Regions from separate parts of the Homo sapiens genome. Here all the other regions are linked to region 1. A link is a loop called in an ENCODE intact Hi-C map of the cell type or tissue named here. Cell type or tissue: heart left ventricle. All regions are shown on one strand.

Evidence for each region. A loop is a pair of places that touch in the nucleus more often than their neighbours do. Peaks named below come from ENCODE experiments on the same cell type or tissue, not always from the same donor. Only the 100,000 strongest peaks of a DNase experiment are listed, where the experiment ranks them.
Region 2: a loop joins it to region 1, with 2.2 times the contacts of the local background. A loop is called at or near these places in 15 of 110 quality-filtered maps.
Region 3: a loop joins it to region 1, with 2.1 times the contacts of the local background. A loop is called at or near these places in 8 of 110 quality-filtered maps.

Annotation. Positions count from the first base shown.
Region 1 is chr11:125,341,326-125,349,325 of GRCh38, forward strand. The region is part of intron 3 of PKNOX2 (PBX/knotted 1 homeobox 2); the gene reads left to right. Among named protein-coding and RNA genes, the nearest start is that of PKNOX2-AS1, 79 kb to the left of the region's middle. RefSeq lists an enhancer at 24-773. In heart left ventricle, CTCF peaks have their summits at 4,613 (motif pointing left), 7,628 (motif pointing left) and 7,831; DNase peaks (open chromatin) are centred at 4,656 and 7,626; H3K27ac peaks cover 1,989 bases.
Region 2 is chr11:125,260,075-125,268,074 of GRCh38, forward strand. All of the region lies in intron 2 of PKNOX2 (PBX/knotted 1 homeobox 2), which reads left to right. It overlaps PKNOX2-AS1 (PKNOX2 antisense RNA 1), which reads right to left and starts at 6,724. Exons shown (of 2, transcript NR_187382.1): 1 at 6,566-6,724. In heart left ventricle, no CTCF peak of the experiment used is centred here; DNase peaks (open chromatin) are centred at 2,364 and 3,357; H3K4me3 peaks cover 706 bases; H3K27ac peaks cover 2,302 bases; H3K27me3 peaks cover 1,876 bases.
Region 3 is chr11:125,220,402-125,228,401 of GRCh38, forward strand. The region is part of intron 1 of PKNOX2 (PBX/knotted 1 homeobox 2); the gene reads left to right. Among named protein-coding and RNA genes, the nearest start is that of PKNOX2-AS1, 42 kb to the right of the region's middle. RefSeq lists an enhancer at 3,872-4,484. In heart left ventricle, a CTCF peak has its summit at 4,480 (motif pointing left); no DNase peak of the experiment used is centred here.

The sequences.
Region 1 (8,000 bases):
ACTCCAGCTTGGTGACAGAGCAAGATTCCGTCTCAAAAAAAAAAAAAGGAAAGAAAAAAAGGAGTTAAGCCAAAGAAATTAAACTATAACCATGTATATATATTGAGGCTCCATAAGGAGGTAGACTTTGTGCAGTCATATTGTATAGGCTGCCCCTTCTCCCCCAGTGAACATGCAAGGCAGAGCCATGATCTTGTCTGCTGGGGGGAACAGGGGCCAGTGGGCAAGATGGGACATGCGGGTGAGGAGCAGATTTTCCATAACACAGAAACATGCATGATGATTATTCCCGCCTTGATTTCCCACGTGTAGTCCTGGAGTGGAAGGGGAAGAAAGGCTTCATGGAACAGTAGGCTTTGGAGCCAAGTGTTGATGAAGGGAACGGCATGGCTGTGAAATACAGAACACCTTGGTAGCGGACAAGAAACACAGCAAAAGGCACGAGAGCATCTTAGGTTGGGCGACGGAGGGAGTATCTGCTGGGGTGCGAGTCTGTGTGGCCGCGCCACGTCCTCTCGCATCATGGCTGTCATCTTCCCTTCCCCAGGGCTGGCTTTCCTGAAGCTCAGGAACACAGAGCCAGTGTACCCGCCCTCCTTCCAAGGGGGTGGTGAGGACCAAGGGTGGGGCAGCCTGGCTGGGCAGCCTTTCCTCCTCTAGCCGATCCCATTGCCATGGGCTCTATTTAGAGCTCTTGTTTCTTGTGAGCTCTGCCTGGGCCACCAGGAAGGTGCAGGAAGGGCACACGTTGGCTGGGTATGAGCGTCTCAGGAACTAGTGGCTTTTCAATGATAAATTGAATGCACAGAGCCACTTGCTTCCACAACTCTGACTCTTGACTTTTTTTTTTTTTTCCTAAAGGCAAGTTTTAAAATTTGGAACAAGGTATCATCTAGCCAGAGGACACAGTACAGTCCTCAGAGAGAAAAGGGGCCTGGCTGACCCTTTTAGCTCCGCTGGCTCCAGGAGAATCTGAGGTTGCACCAGAGGTGGAATGCGTAGGCTTCAGGGTCCCTCGCCTCCATGCCCTCCTTCCCCCACCAGCCCCTGCTCCGGCCACCCTACTCACACCTTACATGGTCCCCATGCCTGCTTTCCTCCTCCCCCCAGCTCCCAGTGAGCGTCAGGGCCCTCCTGACTGCCTCAGAGAAGAGAGACTTATGAAAGGGTGGGAGCCCGAGAGGGCTGCCGGAGGTGGCTCTGCGCTTTTCCACCTGGGATCCCAGCGCTGGAGCTGTTTGTCTGTCTCTGTTGAGTTGTGGGTCTCAGGGGCCCGGCCTGTGTTGTTTTCTCAGCTCAGTGCCTGAGCGGCTGCTGTCAGCTCTTGACAAATAATAATAAACCTGGGAATCAGGTTTGTCGAGGGGGACTTCAGTCCCAGGTTCATTTTCAGATCTGTTTCTCTGTGAGTGTGTGCAGACGAGAGAGCACATGATAGTGTCTCTGGGGGAGGGGCGGGCCGGGGCTCCCAGGTGCCCTGACACTCCACCCTAGCCACCACCGTGGAGGAGCTGGAGGGCTCTCCACTGTCCCGATCCCTGGAGCTGCTTGCATGTTGAAAAAAAAAAGGAAAATAATTGAATAAAAGGCCTCAAGCTCTCTTCTTTCCCTGGGCCTCCCCACCTCTCCCACTCTTGTTGTTTGGCTAGAGATGGAGGGGCTGGAGAGGAAAACAAAAGGGCAGAATCCGCTCTCTAGGTTAGAAGGTTCCAAGGGGGCCACAGGCTGGGGGAGGGAGTTGGCTCAGAGCACCCCAGGGCAGCAGCTGTGGCCTCCCTCCTGCCTCCATTCCTGGGGGTGAACAATAGGGGGAGGGGCTCCTGGAATGGGAGAGGTACCCTAAGTTGAACATCACTGGCAAAAGCGGGACCCAGGTGTGGTGAGTGTGAGTTTTGGGGACACAATAGTCATGGCCTCTGGGGCAGAGCAGCACCCACTTTCCAGCAGACAGGACCCACCGCAGGTCACTGCAGCCATCCCCCTGCCTCCAGGTAGGAAAAAGCGCACACCACTTCCGTGAGCAGAATGCAAGGGCTGTGCTCCCCCTTCCAGCCAGCATGCTTTTTTTTTTCTGTTTTTTGTTTTATTTTGTTTAAAGGAACCAAAGGGGGAAAAATTGCCAAGTTGTAAAGTGCTTAAAGAGGAGATGAGAATCTTCATCAAAATGCTAAAAGCTGGAGGGGAGAGTAATGTGAGAACTCTTGCCTGCTATTTATGGGATTGATTCTCAGATCAAGAAGAAGCAAGCAGTTGGATGAAAGGAATTATTGTTAAGCTCCTCGGTAGGAAGATCTAATGGACAATTGCCGCTATCAGGGGGAATTAAATTGCTGTTTCAGTTTGTAAAATATATCAGCAGCTTTTTGAAGCCAGAAAAGGTGTGACAGCGAGGCAGGGAGGGCGGTGGGGCTCCAGCACTCTTGTTCCCGGTGTGGAGAGGCGGGAGCAAGACCACGAAGAGGGCGCGGGAGCAGGGCGGGTGTTGCTCGTCTGACTCTCCTGCTCCGTGTTGTGAAGCCCAGTTAAAAAAAATAGCTGAACTGGGGACTCAAGGAGGAGAGACTGCAGGCCTGGAACTCTGGCTTCTGTGTGAGTCAGAGCGGCATGGCTGTCAGCAAAGGGCAGGACGGTGGGGCTCCTCTCTGGGAAACCTGGTCGGGCTGGAGTTCAAGGAAGGCAAGTCCTGTCCATGGAGGAGGGAGCGGCTGAGGAGGGTGATGGACCCAGTGCTGGGGCCTGTCCCCAGACACTGCTTTATCATGCTGCTTGTGTGCCCACTAATCCTCCCCATAGTGAACCATGGACACAGAGGGACCCGGCACCCTCTCCTCCAGGGTGGGTCTCTAATGTAAGCTTCTGCTCATCTCTAGGCTGGGGTCAGTGAGTGCATAAGTGATCTGTTGGCCCGACCACAGTGAGGACATATTGTTACTCCAAATAAAGAACAAACAGTAAAATGGTCTTGGGAGTGGAGACGGGAGAGGAGGTTTAGGCCCTCGGAAGTAGGGCCACAGGCCATTAGGGGGAGGCCACGCTCCTTGGGATGGAAATTGGGGGTTGGATGGGAAGGGTCTCTGGGTTTTCTGGTCTCACAGAAGGCTCTTACCATTTCCAAAGCATTCACTCCATGTGGCATTTAAGGGCTGAAGGAGGATTGAGGGAGAGAGATCTGCACATCTCTTAGGGAGTCAGAAGCAGGCAGTCCTAGCCAAAGCTCATGCTGGCTTCTGCTCTGTCCCCACTCTGTTCCCTGGACACCAGCATCGTGATATTAGGGCATGACCTGGCACCACCTCCCAAGTTGGCTTCCCAGAAGGGCAGCAAATGACAATTAGTATGGAGAGCTATGGGTGGCCAAAGCGTCTGCTTGTCTTGGTTGTCATCTTTGCCTCCCCACTGAGTATTCCAAGGAGGACCCGGAGGGGCAGTAGGGAAGCAGGTGTTCTGGCTGTGACATTCTGCAAGGACTTGGGCTCTGTGCTGGGTGCGGTGTGCCCTGGGACCTGGGTCATTGTGGAGTCGCGGCTTATTTTTGACCTCTTAGCTGGCCTTCAGGACACAGAGTGAACAAGGATGTGAGACCTGAGTGCAAATCCCACTCAGTTCCTCTGCACCTGTCCCTCCTTCAGTAACATAGATATGTACAAACTCCCTCCCTGGCTCCCAGGCCCCACTCCAAGCCTGACCTCAGCAGACTGGAGGATCTCCATTTCCCCCCATCAGCCTAGGATCAGAAAGACAGGCAGAGAGCAGCACCCACTCAGCCCCACATTCCTGCTGCCTGAATCCTCAGGGTCCCCAGCTTCCTTTCAGCACCCACAGTCCCTGGGGTGAAGAGGCAGGCGAGGGTGTTTGCTGTGCTGTAAGGTGGGGCGGGCTCTGGGGAGCTTGCCCCTCTTCCCAAATTCCTTAGTCCTCCCCTCCAGGAGCATCCACTTCTCCCTCTTTTTGAAACATTTCAACACAACAACTGATTTGGAGGTGACAAACCCCTGCTCACATGGTCAAGCCTCCCAGCCCATGGTGCATCCTCTCTCTCCATTCTGTCCTCCTCTGCCACCACAAATTGACCTCACCCTTGTCACTGCTCAGTTCTCGGTGCCAACCCCATCCACCAAGCCTCAGGGACCACCAAGCTCTGGCAGACACCCCGCCTCCAGCTTGTCACTTCTAGCCCTTACTGGGTTTTGCAGAGAGACCTGGTGCATGTGTGTGTTTCTATGTGTGTGTGCTCGCGTGCACCCACACGCCTTTGCTTCTTTAGATAAATCCACAGAGTCACATGAAATCAGTGACAGGTTGACACCGTTATTTCAAGATTCATCGCTATGAGTTGCCAGCAGAGCAGACCTAGCCAACTCCGTTCTACCAGCAACACTTTTTTTTTCCAGGCATAATTTATAGCACTGGGGTGAATTTGTTTCCAAAAGATGAATATCACACTATCAGCAACAGCTGCCTCTCATTTTTATTTGTTTTTAAATTTGACTCAAAGTCCAATTCTCCATACACATCCCAAGCTGCAAATCCTAAGGCGACTGATTACATGATTTAGTAAACAGGTTATATTATATAATGCAATTAAAGCGGGCCCTGCGACGCCACCTACAGGCCACTTCTGGGAAGGGAGCTGGGCCAGAGAAGATCATTTTGGACGCGGCGTTGGGGCTGAGGGAAAAAGAGACGGATTGCGCCAGGGTTGAGGAGGCTGCCCCAGAGGGAGATGTTGAAGCCAGCCAGGTTACTAATGCAGCTTTTCGGTCCCTCCTGCTGAGTTCACTGTGTTATTTCAGCCTCCTGCAAATCTGTCTAGACGTCAGAACCCAGGCCTGGGCAGCTGCTCAGAGGGGACGGCTTGGGGGTGGGGGTGGAGGGGTAACCTGGGGGCGTCTGGGCTGAAGGGATTGACAGCTCCTGGCTCGCTGACCTCAGGGGCCTCCTTCCCACTCTCCAACTAGATGGGAGGAAGAGAAGTCCGGTGCTGGCTGGCCTTTAGAAAGAAGCTACAATCCAACCCTTTCCGTTCCATTCAACAAGCATGTGTGCAGTGCAAATCCTGGGCAAAGGCTTCCCGAATGTTCTGGGGAAATCCCTTCATTCTGCAGTCCGAGAGGGAAAGTGACTTGTACAGATTACAGAATAAGTGGTAGATTCTACTGGATGTGGAATCCAGAATTTTTTTTACCCCAAGGCCAGGCTTAGATCATGGGAACTGAGAACTGAGGGGTGGCCCTGTGAATTCCCTCATCCAATCCCAAAGTTTACAGATGGGGAAATTGAGACCCAGACAGAGGATGTGACTTCCACAGCCCCTACCTGTCTCAAGGGAAGGAAAATCATGAACATGCTGCTTGTATGTGTCGGAGGACAGACAAGAAGCATTCCTAGCGGCCCTCATGACTGCCTCTTAGCTGCTATGGAAGGAAGGAAGGAAGGGAGGAAGGAGGGAGGGAAGAAGGGACAGGAAGGGAGGAAGGAAAGGAGGATGGAAGGGGGGAAGGAAGGGAGGAAGGAGGGGAGGAGGTCAGGGGCCAGAAGACAGGCAGACCCAGGGCCACCGTCCCCTCTATCCCTCTCTCTGAACTCCAGCACTCTTCAGATGAACGGGGCTCTGGGCCTGAAGGCTTCTAGCTTCTCCAAAGAGTTCTTCTAAGAGGGTAACATCACTGCAAAGCAATTCCTGGAGAGAAGGGACTCACTTCCCCGGGGCTGAGAAAGACACTTGACCAGAGGGAGTGGGCGGAATGGCGTGAAGGAAGAAAACAGGACTGTCAGAGTCCAGGAGGGTGGGAGTGTCCCCTCACCCTTGTCCTTGTGCCAGCCATGGGCCCCGTCTCCAGTTTGGGGCAGGTGGGTGGGACAGTGAGGGGCCAAGCGAGCTGGCCCTACTTTCCCTATCCCCCATCAATTTGTCTCAGCTAGGGTCAGGGGCCAGGAACAAATGCTGTCAGGCCAGCTGGCCAGAGAGTTCCCAATTAGACTTTGTGTCTCATCCTTAAGGCCCTGAGCCCCCAACCCCGGCACACTGGCCCAATTACTGCCTGGCAGCATTAACCCCTTTGTGCCCCAGGCCATTAATGGAATGTTAATTGGTCTAATGGGTTTCATGTCAACAAGTCCTAATGAGCTCCTTCCTAATGAGCTTGGTATTTTTTTTCTGAGCCTGTTTGTCAGCACACTGGATTTGGGGCTCCAGACTGCCGACCTGGTGGTGCAGGGCTGTGGGGAGCATGGGTTGAGGAGGCTGAGGGAGGTGGGTGCCCAGGACTGCCCATCCCATTTCCTAAAGGGGTGTGCTTTTATGACTTTGCATCCACTGATCCTGCCTCGGTGGCTCCTGGGCTCTCTAAAATGACATTTTAGTTTCTTCTGATGATATCAGAGACACAAATGATTTCTTCTTGGATGTCATTGTGGGGTCAAGTGTTGCAATAGAATTTTTCCCTCCTAGATGTCATATCATAAAGGTTTTCAGCACTGAACAAAACAAAACAAAACAAATCAAAAAGCAACCTTTCCCTGTGAGCCTGTTCGCGATGGGAAATCTCTCCATGGGAGATGCTCCTCATCTGTCCTCCACTTGCAGTCTTGACTGTGCCCCCTTGAATGCCCAGGTGTCTGGTGACAGAGCACTGGGGCCTCTGGACAGGGCCAAGCAGCCTCTCAGAATCCGTGACAAAAGCTCTGAAGCCCGGGGCTAGGTTTGCAGGGGCTCAGGCCTGCTGCTCCCCTCCCTCTCCCAAAGAAAATGCAAAAAGGGCAGGCTTCCCCCAAAGGGCCAGGACCCCCGCTGTGGCTCAAAGAGTTCCCCCACACCCCACTGCAAAGTCCCAGCCAAGTCACAGATAAGGCGAGTCAGATCCCCAAATTCCTCTCCAGGATGGTTGCACGTGGCCCCTCAGGAACCGGGGAAGTGCACGTGTGGGTGGAGAGGTGTGAGGAAAAGAGCCAGCTTCCGGACACGGGTGCAGGGTCTCCAGCAGCTGAGCTCCCGGAGTGTCAAGTTGCCGGAGGCTTCTGTGCCTGAGCAAGCAGAGAAGGAAACTTAAGCCTCTAATGAAAAGGCCTCCTGTTCTCTTGCAGGAGAAGCCCCCAGAGGGTAATGGGGCAGTGGCCTAGTGGCCTGTGGTGACCCCAAGGAGGGGGAGGGGCCAGGGCCATCTGGGTCCTCAGAATATTGTTCCTGTGTCTTCTTTCGACGCGGGTCTGGCCCTGCTCCGCAGCCTGGTGGGCTCAGGACTGAACAGTCTCCTCTCAGCCTCATGGGCGGTTGTCTCTGGGCACAGGCTACTCTTAACCTCCCCTCCTTAACCCCACACAGGGCAGCCCTCCTGCTGCTACAAATATTTCTGGGGACAGCGCCTCTAAAATGACCCTGCCTTCCATTCACTGGACAGTGAACAAAAGAATGTGAATGAAAGGCGCCTCTCTGTAGCCTATGCCCTCCTCGTTGAGCTTCCTTTGTTTTGCCTTCATTATGACCTTCTAATCCATGGAATGAGGTTACCAAAAGACCCAAGCCCGAGGTTAAAGAGAACTAGTTGCCCCTAAGAGGGGGAGAAAGCCCTCCTTCCTGAGGCGGCTCCCACCCTGACTCTGCCCCCAGGCTCCCTCTTCTGGAGGCTGCAGGCACTACAGTGCTATGGCCCTTCACTTTTTTCCTGGCGGACGAGCATCTGTGATCGATGCTCCCGGGAAGAGATTCCACCATCCTGGCCCTTGGGCCCTATCCAAAGTTGCCTTCTCTGCCAGAGTTCCAGGGAAGGCTATGTTTAATAGGCCCCTGAAACATTCCTATTTCCTTTATTTTGTCAGGGTCCAAAAAAGAGAAATTCCACCCACTTTAATATCTCAAAAGTCTTAATTCTGGAAGTTCCTTCTGATGTCTCAAAAAGTCTATATCTTACCCCACCCCCACCTTTTTCCCTCTGCAATCCTCACTCTGCTCTTGGCTCTCTGGGATGCTGACCACCACCCAGACAAAGATCCAGCTGTGAACA
Region 2 (8,000 bases), 81 kb before region 1:
GCTATGTTGCTCAGGCTGGTTTTGAATTCCTGGCCTCAAGTGATCCTCCCGCCTCAGCCCCCCAAAGTGCTGGGATTATAGGTGTGAGCCATCATGCTTGGCCCAATTTTTGTTTTATGGTTTGTTTGTCTGCTTGTTTTGTGAGATGAAGTCTCGCTCTGTCACCCAGGCTGGAGTGTAGTGGCATAATCTCAGCTCACTGCAATCTCCACCTCCCAGGTTCAAGCGATTCTCCTGCCTCAGCCTCCTGAGTAGCTGGGACTACAGGCACGTGCCACCACATCCAGCTAATTTTTGTATTTTTAGTAGAGACGGGGTTTCACCATGTTGTCCAGGATGGTCTCAATCTCCTGACCTCGTGATCTGCCTACCTCGGCCTCCCAAAGTGCTGGGATTACAGACGTGAGCCACCATGCCCAGCCTGTTTTATGGTTTTTTTTAATCAGAAAGGTGATTGATGCTCACATAGGTTGGGAGTTTTGAGGATGTTTCAGAAGTTAATTCAAGTAAAGACGAGTTCTGTTGCCTTTGCCACCATCTCTTCAACATGGCAGCTCAGTGCTTGGGGGTGACGTCTCCCTAGTAGCTGCAGGCTTTCGTGAGTTGCATTTGGGAGGTCAGCCCTGTTTTCCATTAAGACTACATCTTCTGCCACCCCCACCTCTCCATGCACACACACGGCTGAGGACGTCTCGCTGTGGCCTTGAGGACAACTTTATGTTTTCCTGCTATACAAGAGATGTTTACTGAACAAACACCACATGCTAGATTCTGTGAGAAACAGGAGAAACTAGCAAAGAGGCCTTGTGGAGAAGTGGGAAGGAAGCTGGCCCACAGTGGAAGGCCTCAGTGAATTTCTGACTTTGCTACTTTCTGCTGTGTGGCCTCAGGTAAGCATCTCACCTTCCTGGGCCCCTTTTTCCCCATCTATAAAATGATAATAATAATTACCTATGGCACAGTAAGTGATAGGGATTTAAATGAGATACTGATTGTGGTAATGACCTGGAAACTGTAAATGCTTGTCATTTTTCAGGTGGAATGTGACCAAGTTCCAAAGCGATTTGGATCGTGGGTCCTGGGTTATAGCCTATTTCTTGTCTTGGAAGGGCTGGTGAGGGGGAAAAGGGATGTTTGCTGTCAGGATGGGATGTTGCTGCTTCCTGGAGTCACATATTTATGTTATCTGTCTTTTCCAAAGAGGAGAAACAGAGAAAGGGCTCTGGCTGGAGTTCACCATTGGGATGGTTTCATAGATCTGGTTTCAACCTCACCACCACAGAAGACCATGATTGCCAAGCGAGTGCCTGCACTTTGCCTTAAGAAATGAGCTCAAGTTGAGGCAATGTGCAATTCAGGGTGCCCTGCAGCTAAGCACTGATTTGTCTCTGTTGCATGTGGTAGATCAGCCTTGTCTTCCTTTAAGACTGCAAACTTCTGGACAGGGGTCCTTGTGGAGACTTCTTCCACATGCTCCCTCCCCACCACCACACTCCCAGTGGTAGGCTCAGGGTTGCTCATCTGTTCAAGAACTGCCTTTCAGTGACCTCATTGGCCAGAAGCAGGAGCACCAGTGATACTCTCAGCAGGGCATCTCACCCCCAAGTCAAGGCTAAGTGTCTGCAACTGACCAGCTGGTCTTGCTCAAAAGGGAGAACATGGCCAGAGGGAGCAGAGCATCAGCTCCAATGCCGCTCTTTCCGATCTGCAAACACAATAGAATTAACTGGCCCGAGACACCAAATTTTTGTGAAAAAGGTGGTGTAAGTGCAAAAGCAATCTGCTGGCCCATTGCAGAGCCAGGTCTTAAATTACAGAGTGTAATGGTGTTGGCACATTCCGAACTGTTCCCTGAGTCCCTTGGCATTCCTGGAGCCAAGGCTTCACAGACAGAGCAACTTCCCAACAGCCCAGGAGGGTGCGGGGATGCAGAGCAGCCCTCCAGTCCCCTGCAACCAACTATTTTAGGGCACCTGGAGGGGAAGAGCACTAAGAAGGGTGTTAATTCATTATGAGCCGTGATGGGGCACTGGAGGGGAGAAGTGGGCCCACCTGCTCACAAGACGCCTTTGGTGTCAGATCCAGCTCTAGATGAGGAAGGGCTGAAGAGTAGGGGCCAGACAGTGAGACAGTGGAGGCGGCGGTGGGGGGGTGGTTCTTTATGCAGCTGCGTCTCCCCTTGGGCCGGAAGGAGTGATGACTCTGGAGAGGTGGGGACGAAGGTCAGAACAGACCATGAGGAATGAAAGGACGCTTGTGTTCTGGCAGCCACGCGTGAGGATGGAGGACTGGTCAGGCACTCGGGGAGGGAGCGCTATCTCACCTCTCTGGCTGAGGGGGTGTTTGCTTAGCGTCCCGTCGCAGATTAGCCCACTTGAGTCTAGAAGTGCCACATCACGGTGGGAGGCGGGCTGGTGTGTTTGCGCTAGGTCACTCAGGGAGCTTGAGGCATTGTGGGATGGCAGGAGATGCCTCCCAGAAACCGATTTTAATGCCCGCTCCACCTTTGCCCTGCTCCCCAAGCAGCCCTCCCACCCTTCCTCCCTCCCTGTCCTTTCTCTACCCCACAGGCTTTGTCTGTGCAATCCTCTCTCTACCCCACAGGCTTTGTCTGTGCTGGGAGGGGCTCGGAACTAGCTGGGGGAGGGAGGTGATCTTGTCCTTTCTTTCCACTCGTTCTGGGCACCTCATCACCTCTCTCTTTTCTTTCTCTAACTTTCTCTGCTTCTCCTTACTTCTCTGTTTCCCTCTCCCATGCGTTCCCTCCTGCTCCTCTACTCACGTACCCTCCTTTTCCTCTCTGTGTCCCTCTTTCTATTTCTATGATCCGTTTCCTAGTGCTCCTTTTGTTCAGTCATCGGCGCCCCTCGCCCTCCCCGAGGTTGTGCCGGGAGTAATGCTGGTTAAATGCTGCTGTCTGCACGGGGCAGTCTCTGTAGTGTGTGCTGAATTGCTGCAGGGAGGGCCAAGAGCACAGCACAGAGGGCCAGAGCCAGTGGTGTGGTGCTTCTAGACTCAGTCGGGTGCCAGCCCTAGCTCTAGTATGCCCTGGTTGTGTGACTGGGGACCAATTCCTATTTTTCCTTGGGCCTCAGTTTCCCCAGAAATGCAATGGGGAGGACATTGCCCTACCCTTCAAGGACATGCCTCGGTTCATAAAGGAGACCTCCTCTCTCTAGAGCCAAGCTCCCCCACCCCACCCCCATCCTGCCAGGGCAGGCTCAGCCGCTCCCTTCCCGTCCCTAGCAGTGGGGGAAGCCGCATGAGGAGGAGCGGCGTGGGAGCAAATGGAGGGGATCTGCTGGCGGGCCTAGTTTAGGCAAACAGCAGGGACTGCTGGCGACGGCTCCAGCCCCCACTCCCGCGGTAACAGCTGCAGTCCAGCTGCTGGCATCCCTGCTGGGGGAGCGTGCTAAACCTCTCCGGGGTCAGCACTGTGGTATGTCGGTTTCCATAGCAACCAGCCAACGGGCCACTTTCTCAGAACAATTCCCCTACTCAGCCGGGTTCTGGACTTAGCTCAGCCCAAGGGCATGTGGCTGAGGAGCAGCGCGGGAGGGGGAGAGCTGCCGAGGGCCAGACTGGGCCCCACAGAACGTGGCTATCTCAGTCCGGTCTTCGCACGGAGGGCGTGGAGCCGAGGATGAGCCATGCAGACTCTTCCGGCGCTGGCTCTCCCTGGCCTCTCTCTGTGCCACGCCGCCCCCACCACCCGTCCACAGACTGGCCAGCTTGGCCCAGTTGGAAGAAGTGTCAGGTCTTTGTCTGAATCTGGAGAACAGCTGCCTTGGCTGGGTTCAGAGCTGGGAGGACAAAGTCCTGGAATGGCGTATAAGGGGGTGCGGGGAGGGGGCTTTTCCTGGCTTCCTTCTCCGCACCCTTCCATCCAGCTCTTGCAGGACCATGGGAATCCCAGTGACCTCAGGGGATGGGGGGCTAATCAGTCCTCCCCCACATTTAGAGGGTGGGAGAGGATCACCTTTCTCAAGCCCCTACAAGAGTTAACTCCCTGAATCTGAGCAAGTTGGTGCCATCCCTGACACTGTTAGGAAAAGGGAATCCTTAGAGGTGAAGATCCATTATGGGAGCTACAAGGGACCTCCATCCATTTTCTGGATAAGGAACCGGGACCCAGTGGAAAATGGATTGTCTGGGGGCCAGGATGGGTAGAGGCAGAGGGCGGCTGCTTCCCAACCCCTCTCCTCTCCTGGGCTGAGCTCACCGTATGTCCCCAGGAAACTGGATGATGCTAGAGCTCCTTCCCCAGATCCCTTGGAATGCAGCTCAGGCTATGGTGGGCCTGGGGTCCTGGGGAGTTTGTCACTGGAAGGGATTTCATTTTCAGAAAGGAGCCACTTGCAAATTGGGAAACTGAGGTCAGGGATAGTGTCTCTTTAGGCCTAATAACTGCAGGACTGGACGTTAGGGCTGGGACTTGGCTTCCTGAGAGGTCACCTGGTGGTCCCTGCTAAGACCTGGGAGGCGTAGAGCATTCTCGGGTGGGGTGGCGGGGCCGGGGGGCTGCCCAGCTGTCTTGATCTTCTACTCTGTGAAATTATTCCTCACTTTCAAGGGGCCTAGTTCTCCCTTCCCCACCCCCCATTCCTTTTACCCCCATCCCCTGAAAAGGAGGAGACAGATGTCCTTTCTTCCACACATCACAGCTGCAGCCAGACACAATTTCTCTAAGCCCTGGGAACAGGTGTGGAGTAGTTCTAAGCCCCCTAGGGATGTGGGGGACTCGAGAAGGCGGCCGATTTTAGAAGCTGCACGGGTTCCCATCCTCCCCTGGCCCCATCTGTGAAATGGGAGGACTGCTCTAGGTAAGCACTTCCCAGAGTGGGCTCTGGGGGCGTAAAGAAAGTTCCAAAGCTAAGCCAGCTTGGGAAAGCCTGTGTGAACACCTTGTCTTAAAACAGTTACAGGGCTTATGGCCGGGCATGGTGGCTCAAGCCTGTAATCCCAGCACTCTGGGAGGCGAAGGCGGGCAGATCACGAGGTCAGAAGATTGAGACCATCCTGGCTAACACGGTGAAACCCCATCTCTACTAAAAATACAAAAATTAGCCAGGCGTGATGGTGGGCGCCTGTAGTCCCAGCTACTCGGAAGGCTGAGGCAGGAGATTGCCGTGAACCCAGGAAGTGGAGCTTGCAGTGGGCCGAGATCGCACCATTGTACTCCACCCTGAGCAACAGAGCGAGACTCTGTCTCAAAAAAAAAAAAAGTTACAGGGCTCATTACAAGTTTAAAGACTTTAACTTAGGGCTTCCTAAACATGTATGACCAAGGCAAGCTGATTTCCGATTCAATGAACAAACCTCCCTGGCAAACACCGGCCTCTGCAAGAGGTTCCAAGGCCCTTCTCTCTCCGAGGTTCCTCTTCAGCACCCAGGATGCTCACGCCAATTCCTGCCACACACCTGACCCACTCCTCCTTCAGTGGACGCATCCCTGACACTGTTCTCTGCCCCATGGCCTCTGCTGCCGCCTCACCCTGCTGGCTGCTCAGTTGTGCTTGGGTTTTCTCCATCCCAGACCTTCAGAGAGCCTGAACAGAGGCAGGGGCAGTGCGGGGCTGTCACCCGGGTTTCTGAGGGGTCTAAGCCCCTCAGCTCAGCCCCCACCCCAATGGTCCCCAGAGGGTTGCGGGTCATCTGTGGCTTTTCTGCTTCACAGGGTTGGGTAAGGGCTCTAGAGCAAGGAGAGAAGAAAATTCTGGCCACCAAGGATCTCATCAGGAGGATCCTGAAGGGGGGAGCTTAAAGAGGAATAGGCGTTCCTCTCCTCACCGTCTAAACTCTCAGAGTAGTCACACCTCACATTCCGCAACCCTCAAACTTCCCAAAGGCCCTGAGTGTGCATGACACCCGCCCATCAGGAGACAGCTGTGGTGTGGTGGAAAGCGTGTCAGCCATGGAGGAAACCTGGGCCCCCAGCTCCATAACTGGCCAGGTCTCTGCCCCGAGGCAGGTCACTTCACCCCTATGCACACTTACCAAATTTCTCAAAGAAAGGAATAGTTCCTTTCTCACTGGGTTCTCATCAGAGTTGAATGATATGATAAATGTGACAATGGCTGGCTTGGAAGAGTAGCTCAGAAAGCACGAGCAGAGAGGAATTCACCACCTCCTCCCCCGTCAGTGGTAAGATTTCTCTGATTTTAGGAGAGAGAAAACTGAGGCTCAGACAAGTTAAGTCACTTGCCCAAGGTCACACGGCCAGTCACCCCCAGTCCTTTGCCTTCCTGCTTTGCTTCATTTCCAAGAAGATGCCTCTGAGATGGGAGATGTTACACTGACTTTTGGGGGCATTTAGCCAGTGTGATGTCCTTGATTCTTGAACCTTTCATCCTCCCCACTAGTAAAATGCCTGCGAGACAGAGGCTGGAAGACAGCCCTGCTTTTCTGAAGGGGTGGGATTATGGATGTGTGGAGGCAGGAAGGGGGTATTAATTTTTGTGAAAATAACTTTTTAAAAATAAAAGTAGGCTTCTGCAGTAAGACAATCTCATTTCAGTTTGCAAAGAGCTCCTCCCAGTAAGAAGGGAGAACGTTTTCTCCTTACCTCCTCGTTCCTGGCCACGCAGACCCTCGATAGGCCCTGCCACCATGTCCCTCTCACTCTGCGTGTGCAGCCACAGGATGCTGAGCTGCTGTCCTTGAGCCCTTTCCTTACAGCAGCAAAACCAATCCACATGCAAGGTCTGGAGGTCAGGACGGGACTCACGGCTTCTTCCCTACTTCCCACCCAGGTTCTAAAGTCATTTTACTTAGCACAAGGAAATGAGGAAAGAACAGGGGGAAATGAGGAGAAAGAACAAGCATGCCTATCATGCGCTCCACGTTGTGCTAGGGCCTTAGGAATGTGCCTTCGGCAAGCACTATATCTCCCTTTTGATTTTTCTGTGGAAAAATCTCCCTTTTGATTTCTCTGAGACAGAGGCTGTTTAGAGGCCATGAGAGGGAGGGGTTTTGTCCTTGCTATCATTGTCTGTTTCCGTCACCAGCCAAAGCACGGACCCTGATCGGTATCTCCATTTGGCTAACTCACCTTCTCTTCTGCTATGTCCTTTCCTCCCTCCATCATTTGAAAATTTCACAACCTGTGAGGTTGGGAAGCATAGGTAGACGTTTGGTCAAGCTGGAACGACAGTTCTACCAAACTCCTCCCCTTGTGCTCATGTGTGTGTTCCCGTACCCACGTGGATCTAAGTCCTGTCCCGGGATAGTGCTCGTATCTGGAGTGAATGGAAGGGTCAGGAAGGATGTGCTTGTCCTGAAGGCTTGTAGAGGGAGGAGCTATCATGGCAGCCTCTCCTCCTGAGCTCATTCAGGTGTTCCCTCTGCCTGGCTGGGCCATCTCTTTCCTTGCCCTTTCAGTAAGAGGCTGTGGAATTATGTGAGGGAGAGGAAGAAGCTACTGCTTAGAGGGATTCTGCTCTCCAGGCCTTAAGCTGGGGTGCTTTCTAGCTCCGCTCTTCTCGTTTAAAGGGATGGCCTGACTCCAGCAGGTATCTGGAAGTAAAAACAACAAACAACCCCAAACATCTCCCAGCGCCAGACTGATAGCTCAGATTTCTACCACAGGTGAGATTTCCTGCTCATCTTTCTGATGGAGGAAGCCTGTGTGTGTGTGTATGCACGTGTGTGTGTGCATGTGTTGTGCATGTGTGCGCGTGTGTGTGTGCATGTGTGTGTGTGTGTTTTCTCTGCTGATTTATAGGCACTTTTTGGGTTGATAGATCTGTGAGGAAGAGTAGGAATGGAGTCAGGGAATTGTCTTCGATCAGAGGCCTGATGAGAACAAGGCGCTCATCAACACTGTTTAGGAAGGTGTTTTGTGCAGGAATTTGTGGCAAGTGATGGGAGGATGGTAGGGTGTGAGAAGAAGGGGGAAAATGCCACAGTATCTGACAACTTAAAACTCAGGGAGTCACAGAAATGTTGGGGCTTTGAGAAAACTTTGCCAACAACTCTCCTCTGAGGGTCTCTGGCCTGAG
Region 3 (8,000 bases), 120 kb before region 1:
TGGCAGTGGAGACAGAAGGGATAGATTTGAGAAGTCTTTTTTAGGCATGGAATCCCCACAGCTTGGGTGTGGGATTGAGGGAGAAGGCAGAGGCAGCATCGGAGATGGCTCCAGACATGGGTACCTGGTGGAAGATGCCACCATTGTGAGATGGGAAGGCCGGAGAGAAGCATGTTGGGGGAAAAGGAAACAATGGCAGGTCACTGGGGCAATCAGCCCTGGGGAATCATTTCACCTCTTGAACCCAGTCTCTGCAATTCTCCCGTCATACCTTGCCTAGGATCCGGCCTTGTTCTATTTCTCCATCCATCCATCCATACACCAAAGCAGTATTTCTGACTACAAAAGCAGAGGGGATGTTCCTCCGAAGTTTCAAAGGCCAGCATCTGTAGCACTAGGGACAGGGTGGAGGCCCAACCAGTAGACACAACAGCAAAATCCTACATTCGCCACTGGGTCAGTACGTCCCAGGGAGAGGGCAGGACTTTGTGTTCTGCTCCCATTTCTGTTCTAATTCTAATCCCAGCACTTTGAGAGGCCGAGGCGGGCGAATCACAGCCTGGCCCACATAGTGAAACCCCGACTCTACTAGAAATACAAAAAATCAGCTGGATGAAGTGGCGGGCACCTGTAATCCCAGCTACTTGGGAGGCAGAGGCAGGAGAATTGCTTGAACCTGGGAGGTGGAGGTTGCAGTGAGCCGAGATCGCGCCACTGCACTCCAGCCTGGGTGACAGAGTGAGACTCTGTCTAAAAAAAAACAAAACAAAAATTGTCACCATCTAATTGGCTCTGCAACTGCTGCTGGAGTGGACTCTGGGGCTGTGAGCCTGGCACTGGGGCATCCCAGGAGATAGTGGACTAGGGTCCACCCAGGGGCACCTTGGTACTGGTGGCAGTGGGAGAGGTGGATGGGAAAGGGAAGCCAGGTGAGGGGAACTCTAGGCAAAATAAGCATGAAGTGTGTGGCATCCATGTGATAAGTGCAGTGTGTTTGGGGCACATTTACCCCCTTTGGTGAGAACAGCAGTCTGCTAAGCAGCCCACCCTGCTCCAGGCCCGTCTGCAGAGTTGGGGGCCAGAATGAAAAATGGACCCGAGAGCTAACCGCAGCCACGCCGTTTAGTGTTGGAGGCGTATAAGTCAGTATGTGAGATACGGCCACACTCTTGGTTTTAGTTGTAGCTGGAAAGGATTAGAAGACAATTAATAAATCATATAGTGCCCTGAGTTTAAGTAGCTTGTTATTATGGGCTGCATATATTTATTATGCTTCACTGAGCAACACTGGCACATTTCCTTCGACTGTCACACAATTTGTATGCAATTTGTTTCAGTAGGTTTTTTTTTTAAATGCACATATAAATTATTAACCTGCATTCTTCAGGGCAGATTGCTGGAATCCCTCCTCCTCCCCGACCACCCCGTGTGAGTCTCATAAAAACTTCCTGTCCCCAAAATGACAGTAGTGCCATGACCTACAGCCCACTGCCCGCCCGGGCTGTAGAAGAATCACTTGCTGTCGCCTGGTTGCGTACCTGAGGCAGAGACCTAACACAGTTGGGAAGAAATCAAATGCGTATTTTGGGGTGATTGGCGGTGCCTGGAGAGGAACTGTTGATGAGAATCATGCCTTTCAAAGCTGCAGTGAAAATAAATCAGAGGGACAAGGAGAATTGGCCCTTGAACAAAGCTGGGAACTTGACCTGGAAGCCAGAAGCACGTCAGACACTGATGGCCCCAAACTCTTCCTTGTCTGAATGAGGAAGCTGAGCCCACAGAGGGGTGACAACTGCCTTGGGGCCACAGTGATGGGTCTTTCCTCATCCTGAGCCACCCCCCTTGCTCTCTTCCAGTTGGGATTTTTTTCTGGGGCTGACACGGATGCCTTTCCTTCAACCTTTCTCTGAGGTGCACTGGGGGGATCTTCTCCACACTTTCTTCAGGGTTGAGGCTATGTTGTCTTTTTGTTTTTCTTGGTGGAGCAGTTTGATGTTTTTCATGTGATATTTTTAGTTGAACCCTGAATGATTATAGCCCCTTCTCACAAAAATTCTCACCTGAGTACCTAGGGACTGGGTTAAAGAACAGTCTGACTGGCTGGCCTCTGCTCTTTCCAGATGCCTTTTCTAACATCTATACAATGTGCATCTGTCAAGCACCTAATGTGTAATAGGTGCTCCTGGTGTGTGTGTGTGTGTGTCTGTGTGTATGTGTGTGTATGTGTGTGTGTATGTGTGTGCGTATGTGTGTGCTGTGTATGTGTGTGTGTATGTGTGTGCGTATGTGTGTGTATGTGTGTGTGTGCTGTGTATGTGTGTGTGTATGTGTGTGTGTCTGTGTCTGTGTGCCTGTGTATGTGTGTATGTGTGTGTGTATGTGTGTATGTGTGTGTGTGTGTGCGTGTGTATGTGTGTGTGTGTTGCATCGAAAGGTGTCTCTGCTTTCATCTTGCTTTCTGCATTGTTGGGGTGACCCAGCAACTGGAGGAGTCCATGAATGTTGAATGAATGAATGAGCCTAGTTAGGAGTGAATGCAAGCAGCTTCTGAACACACCAGACAACCTACAGGAAGAGCCCGGCAGCCTGGAACCACCAAGAAGGATTCTCGTCTGGGATTTTCTAGATGGCTAATGGTTTACTTCTTCAAGTACCCTGAGGATGTTGTAAATATTACAAGTGGACATCCTCCCTGTCTTCTTAAGTAAATTATCTGGAACATGATTGAGCCTCATTTAATGACACATTGGTTTGCCCTTTAACTCTCTCCTAGGCCAACCCTCCATACCTCAGTTTACCTTCTGGGGAAGCCCACACTCTTCCTCTTTTAGTCCTTTTTTTTTTTTGAGACAGAGTCTCACTCTGTCATCTAGGCTGGAATGCAATGGCGCAATCTTGGCCCACTGCAACCTCCGCCTCCCTGGTTTAAGTGATTCTCCTGCCTCAGCGTCCTGAGCAGCTGGGATTACAGGCACCCGCCACCATGCCCAGCTAACTTTTTCTATTTTTAGTAAAGATGAGTTTTGCCATTTTGGCCAGGCTGGTGTCAAACTCCTGGACTCAAGTGATTCACCTGCCTCGGCCTCCCAAAGTCTTGGGATTACAGGCATGAGCCACCACGCCCAGCCCTCTTTTAATACTTCTAATCAGCTGAGGCTCAAGGTACCAGGTAACTTAGTCTGTTAGAAATATGTGTAAAACCAGAGTAACGAAGCCGTCAGTAAGGGCCTGAGAGTTTTCCTTTTGAACAAGGTTCATAAACTTTAATGCAAAGATTTCGTGGCATGTACTTTGACTTCCAGAAGATTAAAAAACAAAAAAAAACAACTGTCCTCTTTCCTCCAGTATTTTTATACTACGTTGGATCTATGAAGCTATTGAATAGCTAAATCACATGCTGGTGAGGAAGGCATTTTTGGCTTAGAAACGATGACATTGCAGCTGGGAGGCTGTGAGTGAAGGCCACAAGGGTTGGTAAAGGCATGATATCTCCTAGTTGGCTTTCAAGAAGGTCACACTGAAAGTTCTCTGATTCAATTATTTTAAGCCACAGGAAGGCAATTTAGCGACAAGAAGGGCCTCTTGTTACTGGCGATCTTGCACATGAGTCTTGAGAAGGCAGCGGCTGCTGCGGCCTTGCTCACACAGCTTTTCCCCTTTGCCCCTGGACGCTGCTAGCTCTTCAGTCCGCCAGAAACACAGCTGCCTTTGTGTCTTCTTCTGATGGATGTCTCAGGCGGACCTTCCTGCAGCCCAACAGAGGGTTCTTCCAGCAAGTCCTGCCTCAGCAGGGCCTTCCCTGGCCTCTCCGTGCCTGGGGAGTCGCCCGGGCCAGCCCATCCAGCCGGTGCCACCCACAAGCTCTGTGGCTGGCAGGTGCCAGGTGGAGACTGTCAGCTGCTCAGGAGAGAGATTGTTCAGGGTAGTTACTGCTAGCAAGGGATCCCATTTTATCTACCTGCCATCAGAGTAATCTGTCCTCTGCTGGAGCCCCTCGGAGGAGCCATGCGCAGGTGAGGCAGGCAGATGGCCGTGCAGTCAGGGTGACTTGGGTTGGAGATTGAAGCTGCCGGCCTTGCCTGGGAGGCCGAGGCCTGTGCTGTGAACTCAGGAAATCTCCCGCCCCTTGCCTGTTTATGGTGAAATCAGGCCTCCCTCAGAAAGGCAGTTTTCCTACTCCGTTTGTTCTCAGATTGGTGTTATACCCAGGAGCCAAATTAGTGGCTAAGAACAATTGGAAACAAATGCTCTTTCAGCATCCTGCTGTGATCCCAGATCCAGGTGGGGACACCAGCCGCGGCTGCCTTCTCCACTGAGCCACCCCTCCGCAGAGAATCAGCATCCCAGAACCATTCAGCACAGCCAAACTCCCTCATAATCAGCCAGCACCGTACACATCTGTCTAACCTCAGTGAAACAAGCTGGAGCCCTGTTAAGTTATTTATGAAACAATATTCAGGACCGCCCCCCGGAGGCAAGTTAGGGAATAATGAATGGGAAGTGCCGTGGTGCCCTTTGGAGAGGACTGTGGCAGGCTTGCTGGAGTGGGGTCCATCTCCCTCCCCCAGGGTCTGGGTGCTGGGTGCTCCCTCCAGTGGCCTTCGGATGGCTGCCTGGATGGCATCTTTTCTGAGATGCCAATGACTGTTAGCTTGGCTTGGATTTGATAGTGAAATTCTTTCTACTCCCTCCAGCACTGGTCTGAGAAAGTGTGGCCTACCCTCAACATGCCCCTGTCTGGATGTGCCTGCCCCAAAGGGGAGTGAATAGAAGGTTCTGAAACGCCTGCTGGGGAGAACCCGTCCTGCAGGACCTATAGAGCTGCTGGATCATACTTAACTCCCTAGTCAACTGGTTGTCTGTCCCCTCATTAGACTGTGGGCTCCTTGAGGGCAGGGAACTGGAATTGCTGTTCGTCATTGACCCCCAGCCTAGTGAAGGATCTGATGCTCAGAAAACATTTTGTAAATGAATGAAGGGAATTACTGGCATGACTTCCAATCCTGGACTTCTCTAAGTAAGTCTCCACCACTCTCTGAACTGTTTCTTCAAATGTGAAATGAGGAGGTCAAGAGAGATGATCTCTAAGAGTCTGCCCAGGCCCATCCATCTCACTTCTAGCACTGACTTCTGCACTGAGCTGCCCCAGACTCCAGCTCCCCCACCCACTGCCTCTGGGCTGGCTTACTCCTGGAGGGCACAGCCCACGGTAGCAATGTCCCCTCTGGCCTGGCGACCCTGGCTTAGTCATTATGCAGGGTTTCCAGTCTGGGGCTGGCTCTCTGGTGCCAAATACTGTCCTCTGCCTGTGCTGTTTTCCCCTGATGCATCTTCAGTCTGTCACTTTTCTCAGTCACACAGTTGAAAATTTCCTCCAAAGTAAAGTTGGATGCAAAATGAGGTCTTGTTAGCACAAAGAGATGCATGTGTTCTGCCCTGGGGTGCACCTCCTGGGTAGGCTGTATTTCTTTTTTTCTCTGAGCTAGACCCTTCTCCACAAGGGGAATTAAAGGCCTCTTTATTTCCAACCAAATGAGAAAAGCCCAGGGATCAACCTGTAGCCCATCCACATCCCTTCATCACACTGCCTTTGTTCAGGAAAGCAGAGGTGTGGCAACTTGCCTCCTCCTTTCTGCCTGCTGCAGAATTTCTCTTGCTTCCTGTGAACCAACAACAGCAATATTTACTTGCACAAGACACGTAATATTAACTTTTCAAAGTATGTAATTATTTCATTTCATTTTTACAATATGTCTGCTTTGCAGGCAAGGCAGGAATAGACATCTGGATTTATTTGACCCCTCCAAAGATTTATTGGTGTCTGGTCCAAGATTTCTTGGAATTTTAGGACTTTATGGCTGAATGTGAACCCAGTGAGTATCTTCTCCACTGATTTTTAACCTCTCAGGGGATGTGGATAGCCTTGAAATCTTGGTAAAATCTGTAAACCTCTCCCCGGAAAAACTTACACACAAATACTATTCTGGGTAAAATTTCCAGGGATTTGTGGACTGCTACCACCTTAAGGTTCTTCTTGCTCTGGTACAGCCGCTGGGTTGAATAGATGAGGAAGTTGAGGCCCAGAGAGTTAGGGCAATGTGCACAGAGTCATAACACTATGAGGACAAGGGCCGTCTCCTAGGTCCTGTCTACACCCTTTCCAACACGCCAAACCATTACTGACTGCTGCATCACATTAGGTGCCCAAATCCTCTCATCTCTTTCTCTTCCTCCTATTCCCCTCTTCTTTTAGATTTCCTGCTTATCGTTTTATTGCTGTGGATATACACCTAGATGGTACAACTAGGAGCGTAGATACTCTCCTACACTCCTAATTGGCCCCCTCTCCTACCCTCACCAGGTTTTTTTTTTTCCTTTTTTTTTTTAATCCTAAATCGTTGCTCATTTTTCCAGTGTCAGCCTTCTGGAGTTGCCTTCCCTGTTGCAGGCTGGCCCAGCTGTCCCATCCTCAGGAACACAGTCCCTCCTCCCTGGCAGCCTCTCCTCTGACTTCTCCCCGCTGGGGCTGGGAGGCTCTGGGTTCCTTGCTCTCTCTGTCAGGCCTTGGCTCCCTTATCCTCTCCTTGGACTGATGAGCTGCTCCTTCCCCTACTCCTAAAGATCTCAGGCTCTTTATTTTTTTATTATTCTTGATAGAAATTGGGAGATATTAGTGGTGGCATATATACGTATTTTTAAATTGTGGTAAAACATATATCACATAAAATTTGCCATCTTAAGCATTTTTAAGCACCCCTGATAGCTCTCAATGACACCCTGCGCTGGCTGTCCTGGAGTCACCTGGGGGAGGGAGGGAATGGGTTGCTAGATGGTGCATGTCAGTAATTTGCCTTGGTGTTTGATGACATTAAGTATATTCGCATTGTTGTGCAACCATCACTGCCATCCATCCACAGAACGCCTTTCCTCTTGCAAAACTGAAACTCCGTAGTCAGTAAGCAACAACTCCCCAGTCCCTCATCCTCCACCTCAGCCTCTGGAAACCACTAGTCTACTTTCTATCTCTGTGAGTTTGACACTCTCAGTACCTTGTACAGGTGGAACCATACAGTATTTGTCTTTTTGTGACTGGCTTATGTCACCTAGAATAGTATCCTCGAGGTTCATCCATGTTGTAGCATGTGTGAGAATTTCCTTCCTTCTTAAGGCTGAATCATATTCCATTGGATGTAGACGTATGCATGCCACATTGTGTCTGTCCACTCATCTGTTGATGGATACTGGGTTGCTCCCACTTTTGGCTGCTGTGAATAAAGCTGCTATGAACACAAGTGTACAAGTATCTGCTTCAGTCGCCACTTTTGCTTCCTTTGGGTTTATAGTATGTAAAAAGTGGAGGCATGTTTTTAAGGTGTCTTAATTATTTTCTGCTGTCCCTTAAGTCAATATTCATTTTCTTCATTAACGCCGTTTGAGCAACTACTGACCTCACTGGGTCTGTGGCACCTGCTGCAAAAGGCAGTTTCTCAGAGAGCCCCGGAGGAGCCACAGAGAACAGAAGAGACTTTCTACCAGCCTTGAAAGGCTCAGGAGGCCCCCTGCTGCCTCCACTGCTGGTCCTGGCTGGAGCAAGCCTGGGTTAGATGAGGGTTAGAACCCAGCTCAGCCGTGTATCAGTGGCATGGCATGACCTTGGGTAGTGTACTGCTCCTCTCCCCTCCTTTGCTTAAAAATCAGTTAAACAAAAAAGATACAATAGCCTTAACATTCTAGAGCAACTCAGTCCTGCACAACCTTCCACGATGACAGAAACGTGCTCCATCTGAGCCGTCCAGTATGACAGCCACTAGCTACATGTGCTGTTGAGCACTTGAAATGTGGTGAGTGAGAATGAGGACTGAATTTTACATTTCATTTCATTTTAATTAATTAGAATTCGAATTTTAAAAGTCACACGTGGCCCTTGGCTACCTTATTGCACCATGCAGCTATAGAGGATGAAAACGGGTGGCAGTCATGTAGTCCATAGAAGGAGCTCA